2 separate regions of the Homo sapiens genome follow, and region 1 is linked to region 2. A link is a loop called in an ENCODE intact Hi-C map of the cell type or tissue named here. Cell type or tissue: B cell. All regions are shown on one strand. Links, peaks and the distances in the headings refer to the core of each region. The heading gives the core; the rest is flanking DNA.

Evidence for each region. A loop is a pair of places that touch in the nucleus more often than their neighbours do. Peaks named below come from ENCODE experiments on the same cell type or tissue, not always from the same donor. Only the 100,000 strongest peaks of a DNase experiment are listed, where the experiment ranks them.
Region 1: a loop joins it to region 2, with 2.8 times the contacts of the local background. A loop is called at or near these places in 2 of 110 quality-filtered maps.

What each region holds. Positions count from the first base shown.
Region 1 is chr2:11,752,001-11,754,910 of GRCh38, reverse strand. All of the region lies in intron 1 of LPIN1 (lipin 1), which reads right to left. Among named protein-coding and RNA genes, the nearest start is that of LPIN1, 6.8 kb to the right of the region's middle. RefSeq lists an enhancer at 907-1,116. In B cell, for the core only: a CTCF peak has its summit at 1,443; a DNase peak (open chromatin) is centred at 1,240; H3K4me3 peaks cover 1,246 bases; H3K27ac peaks cover 1,472 bases.
Region 2 is chr2:12,031,027-12,033,936 of GRCh38, reverse strand. All of the region lies in intron 2 of MIR3681HG (MIR3681 host gene), which reads right to left. Among named protein-coding and RNA genes, the nearest start is that of MIR3681HG, 25 kb to the right of the region's middle. In B cell, for the core only: CTCF peaks have their summits at 1,133 and 1,338; DNase peaks (open chromatin) are centred at 1,316 and 1,796; H3K4me3 peaks cover 1,424 bases; H3K27ac peaks cover 1,809 bases.

The DNA of each region.
Region 1 (2,910 bases), core at 324-2,823, 280 kb after region 2:
TCCCAAACAAAATTCACTGCAAACAGTTTAAATAAACAGCTGTGACACCTAAGGGTAAGACTGAAAAGCAGAAATGACACAAAATTGGGGGTCGGAAGGCCTGGCTGTGAGTGTTAACTTCTGGCATTTACCAGCTATGTGTGTGGGAGCAGGGTATTAACACAATGGCTCTGACTGAGCCCACCAGGCTGTCATCCTCAGTGGTCAACACAACGACTAGTTTGGAAAGGTCTTTGCTCCTGGACAACACATGCAAAATCTTATTATTGTCATGACCTCCCATAGGAGGTGGCTACAGAAGCAAGGCTCAGGGTTGGCCCTGGATGTGACACCTTCAAAACTGCTCTCACCCGCAGCATCACCACTCCCTGACAGAGCCTCTCAGAAGGTAAAGTCAAAAGCCATTGTTCAAAACCTTCCCTACAACCCTTAAGGACTTAGAAAGGCCGAAACACCCTCCTGGGTTCAGTCTGTGATTGAAGACTTCTCTGGCACTTGCTCAGCTCCGAGTGATTCATCATTTCCTGGAGAGAAGCTACCCAAAACCCACTCACTGCCCAGAGAGCAAACACGATCTGTCACATCTGCCCTCACGGCAGGTGCTTAAAGGGCACCTGTGGGCTTAAGGCACATCCAAGGAGCCTGGTGATTCAAAAGCCAACCTAATATCACTCTGGGATGGGGTGCCCCTTATCTGTGTTCCTGTTATCAGCAGGAAATTACAGCTCTCAGATACAGACCTGGCTGCTGCTCGTGGGGCCAACGGATCATGTCAGGACAACTAAATGACCACCCCTGGCACCCTTCCTCTAGGGAAGGCACTGTCGGCTCCCCAGCTGGGCTTGACAGGGACGATTTTGGGGCTTCCTGCTCACTGCCCTAGCCGCCCTCCTCTGAGCACACTACAGTCAGTGTCTCAGCACCTGGGGACTCTATCTGTGGTCCGCCCAGCACTGGATAAAGTCACAAACATCACGCTGTTACTGGTGTTCGCCGAGATCACATCCACCTTGGAGGTTTACAAGACAAATGAGGATTTTCATCCAAAGCATTTAAAAACACAAAAAGCTTCTAGGAAGTGCCCAAAATGGTATCATGACTAATAAGACTTGCATGAAAATGAAATTGATTTATAAATAGTGTTAGCTTCCTCCTGTAATTTACACTTACGGCAAAGAGGAAGTCTTTTCAGAGCATTGTGGACTGATACTTAACGGCGGTTGATAAGGGTGATGAATTACCTGTGACAAAAGAGGAAGTCTGGCTCAGACTCAGGGTGATACAGGGAAAGGAACACAGACAGAAAGTCAGGCCACCTGGGCAGCAGCCCACGCCCTGCTGTAACTGGCACACACTTATAGGCAGCTGCTGCCCTCTGCCAGGTCTGGATTGACTGAGTCCACCAGCGTCCCTGTGGTTAAACTGTCCTGGCCAGAGTGCCTTGAGGAGCTTCTTAAACAGAAGAGCACAGCTCTGCATCCATCACTACCTGCTGGGAAATTGGGGACTTTCTTGGCATGCCAGGGTTCGTGAGACATTCCCGTCCAAAATACAAAAACTCACTAGAAAAGCTGGAGATGCTTTAAAAGGCCTGCAGGTCAGAGGCCCTGCAAGTCAGAGGCCTTTTAAAGGTCTTTCAATACTTCCTGACAAAAGTGATGAAAGAGCAAAAACAGCCAGCCCTGGGGTCCCGCCACCAAAGCCCTGCCTGTGTTAGGCAGGTGGGAAATTTTGCAGCTCTTGCAGTGAGCTTCCAGGGTGGCAAAGTGGCAGGCGTCTCCTCCTCCAGCACACCCCCACCCTGCTCATCCCCCTCCTTGCCCAGGGACAGGAGGGCGTTCCCATAATTAAGCTCATCTGTAGAACTCCAGCACACAGCAGACGCTCCAAAGCATTCACGACCGCAATTTCATACAGTTCCAGAAAGGACAGCACTGCGGACACTGTCAGGATGAGGTGACAGAGGTCACATGGTTTCTTGCCTCACGATTAAATTAGAAAATTCCACATTTATTCCAAAATTGGCAGAATCCATCTCCAGGCTTCACAAATTGCCAAGAAACGCTGCTTTCTTGGAACTGCCAAAATTCAAAACCCCTGCCACAGCTTTCCTAACCCCACAATTTTTGCCAACACCAGCCACCTCTAGAAGATTAAGGTCAGTTTAAAATGGCCTTGGAGGCCGGGCGCGGTGGCTCACGCCTGTAATCCCAGCACTTTGGGAGGCCGAGGCGGGCGGATCACGAGGTCAGGAGATCGAGACCATCCCGGCTAAAACGGTGAAACCCCGTCTCTACTAAAAATACAAAAAATTAGCCGGGCGTAGTGGCGGGCGCCTGTAGTCCCAGCTACTTGGGAGGCTGAGGCAGGAGAATGGCGTGAACCCGGGAGGCGGAGCTTGCAGTGAGCCGAGATCCCGCCACTGCACTCCAGCCTGGGCGACAGAGCGAGACTCCGTCTCAAAAAAAAAAAAAAAATGGCCTTGGAACAGCTCAAAAGAAAAAATGGACAAAACATATAGACAGTTCACATTTGGCCAATAATATATGAGAGAGATATTCAACCCCATTCATAATTAAAGATACAGGAATCGAAAGAGGCCTTTCAGATGGTCCAAAATCAAAGCATTTCATTAAAACCCCAGGGCCCATGAAAAGTAGGAGAATCAGACATCGTCACTCACTACTAACAGGGTCATAAATGGGGTAAGCAATGTGGCAATGCCCATCTTTTGGGGCACCTATTGGCAAACCCTAGCAACTATACCGCTGGGAACTGATTGTACAAATACAGTAAGATCCGTGTACAAAAACAGTAACTGTAGCATTAATTGTAATAGGGAAAATCAGAAATAACTTAATATCTGTATGACTCTGGCTTAATAAATTATGGGCCATCCACATTGTAAAA
Region 2 (2,910 bases), core at 277-2,776:
AGTCCTGGAAGTTAGAAGCCTAAAACCCAGGTGTCTTAGGCTTGGTTACTACTGCGGGCTTTGAGGGAGAATCCACGTCCTGCCTCTCTCCTGGCTTCTGGGGATTTACCACAAGTCCCTGATGCTCCTTAGCTCATGGACACGTCACTCCCACCTCTCCCTCCATCTTCACGTGATGTCCTCTCTGAGTCTGGGTTTATGTCTTTCCTCTTCTTCTTAGAGGGGCAGCGGTCATATGGAATTAGGGCTCATCCTGATTTCATATGACATCATCTTAATTTCATTATACTTGCAAAGACCCAATTTCTAAATCAGGTCACATTCACAGGCACCTGGGGCTAGGACTCCAGCATACTTTTGTTGGGACAGAAGTCAACCCGTAATAGAGATAATAAATTCATATTTCTTGAATGAATCAAAAACCAAAAAGATCCTGCAGTGGACGCAGTGCTCTGGGAGCCTCTCTGAGCACATCAGGTCCCTGAACATTGCTGCTCTATCTTCCTCCCATGGCCTGAAGAAACCAGTCAGGCTGCCAAAACTCGCACCATTCTGAGACCTCCTGTGTCTTGACGGAATAAGAGAAATCTTTTCACCTATAAGGCATCACACCCCATTCCCTTTCCCCCTAAAAAAACGAGGACACTTTTACAATGCCACAATGGAGGCAGAAGCTTCCAGAAAGAAAGCATCACACCCATTCCCTTTCCCCCTAAAAAAGCCAGGACACTTTTACAATGCCACAATGGAGGCAGAAGCTTTCAGAAAGAGTAAATACATGAATCTAAGAGCCACTTTTTGACCTATGACTCAGAGTACAGAAAGAATGCTTGGTATCCTGAAAAAAATTCACTCAGCAGGAGTAAACACTAAACCTCATCAATTTTTTAAAGGTAGCAATTACTTGTATAATACCTATCAACCAATGACATTAAAAAGAAAGTAGTGGAAGCTTAGACTTCCACTACTCTGGCTATAAAATCTTTTTTGTTTTGTTTTTTAATAACTGATTTTTCAAGAATGTTATACTTATAAACACATATACATTTTATGTCCTACCTCCAAGATAGCTCCAAATGAGAATGTTACTAGCCAAGAAGCTAACATCAACAAAAATGCATAAAAACTGGTTAATAAAGCCCACATTAAGGGAACAGTAGAAAGTAGCTAAGAAAATGTAAATTCATTCAGGAAATAAGCATTTGCATGTACTGTTAAATATAATTTCCACCAGGTGCATGAAGCACATGAGTAATTATAGGCCAAGAAAAAAAAAAGTGATAACCTTTTCTCCGCATGGACGCCACCTCCTTTGGTTATGAGGCAGTGCTTTGAAGAGTTAAATGCCCTCTGCAAATGCCAGGGGGTGGTGTTGCTGTTGCCTAAACTGTTCCTCCTCACAGCCTGGGCTGCATACAAAGCAATTGCATAGGAGATATCTTACCCTCCCTTTTCTTTCATCTCTGTGGAAATACATGTTTCATTTAAGCCTGTGGTGCTTGGAACTTGTTCCAAGGAACCCCACGTTCTAACAGCAAAATCAAAGAATGCTTGTCTTTTCCCAGCTTGCAGGGAGAACAATAAGTAAACGAGTAGAAATTTCTCACTGTTATGTGTTATTCTATAATTTTTTGTTAAGTGTTATTCTATAATTTTTTCCTAAGTGTTTGGAACTCACTGTCTCTAGCCTACTAGGAAGTCCTGGAGATGACCAAGCAAGCCAGCATCACACCACCCCAGGGTCCCCACAGTGCCACGTGCAGGCTACCCCTCACTGCCTGCCAGGAGGGGTAATGCCAGCTTGCATTTGGTTATCAGTACCCCCACCCCACTCTGAGGGCGATGACAGCAGGGCCCCTCTGGGCACTAGTGCGTGTCCCAGGTCTTGGCACCTGTGTGCTGGCAGTGAATGTTTGCTGTAAGAATGAGCAGATAAAAATGCAAATAAAAACCACAATGAGATATCACCTTGCACTCATGTGAATGGTCACTATCAGAAAACGCACACACACACACAGACACATACATAAAATAACCATTGGCAAGGATGTGGAGAAGCTGGGACTCTTGTGCATTGCTGGTAGGAGAGTTAAACGGTGCAGCCATTGTGGAAAGCAGTATGGCGGTTCCTCAAAAGATTAAATACAGAATTTCCACATGATCCAGAAATTCCACTTCTGGGCATATTTCCAAAAGAACTGAAAGCAGGGTCTCACACAGACACTTATGCATTCATATGCACGGCGGAATTATTCACGATAGCCAACAGGTGGAAGCAACCCAAGTGTTCATCGGTGGATCAACAGAGAAACAAAATGTGCCACATACATCAGTGGAATATTATTCAGTCTCCAAAGGGAAAGAAATTCTGACACACCACAATACAGATGAACCTTGAGGACATTATCTTAAGTGGAGTAAACCAGTCCCAGAAGGACAAATATGGCATGATTGCACTTACGTGAGGTACCTAGAGCCGCCAAATTCATAGACACGAAGAGCAGAATGGTGGTTGCCAGGAGTCGGAGTGAAGAATGAGGAACTATTATTAAATGGGGACAGGGTATCAGTCTGGGATGATGAAAAGACTTGTGGAGATGGATGATGATGGTTGCACAACAATGTAAATGTACCTAATGCCGCTGAGCGGCACACTTAAAAATGGTTAAGTTGTAAATTTTATGTTAGGAATAGTTTACCAAAATTATTTAAAAAGAAGCAGATGATGAATGTCAACATTGAATGCATTGTCTCATAAGCACATGGCTTCTAGCAGCCCCATCACCTAACAAGCTTTAGAAATTTGACTGCAGTTAGTAAACTACAACTGGTAGGTATTTTAAGAATGTTAATTTAAAAAAACAACTATAACTTGTTTTTAATACAGAGATCTAGAAAGCCGGAAAATTT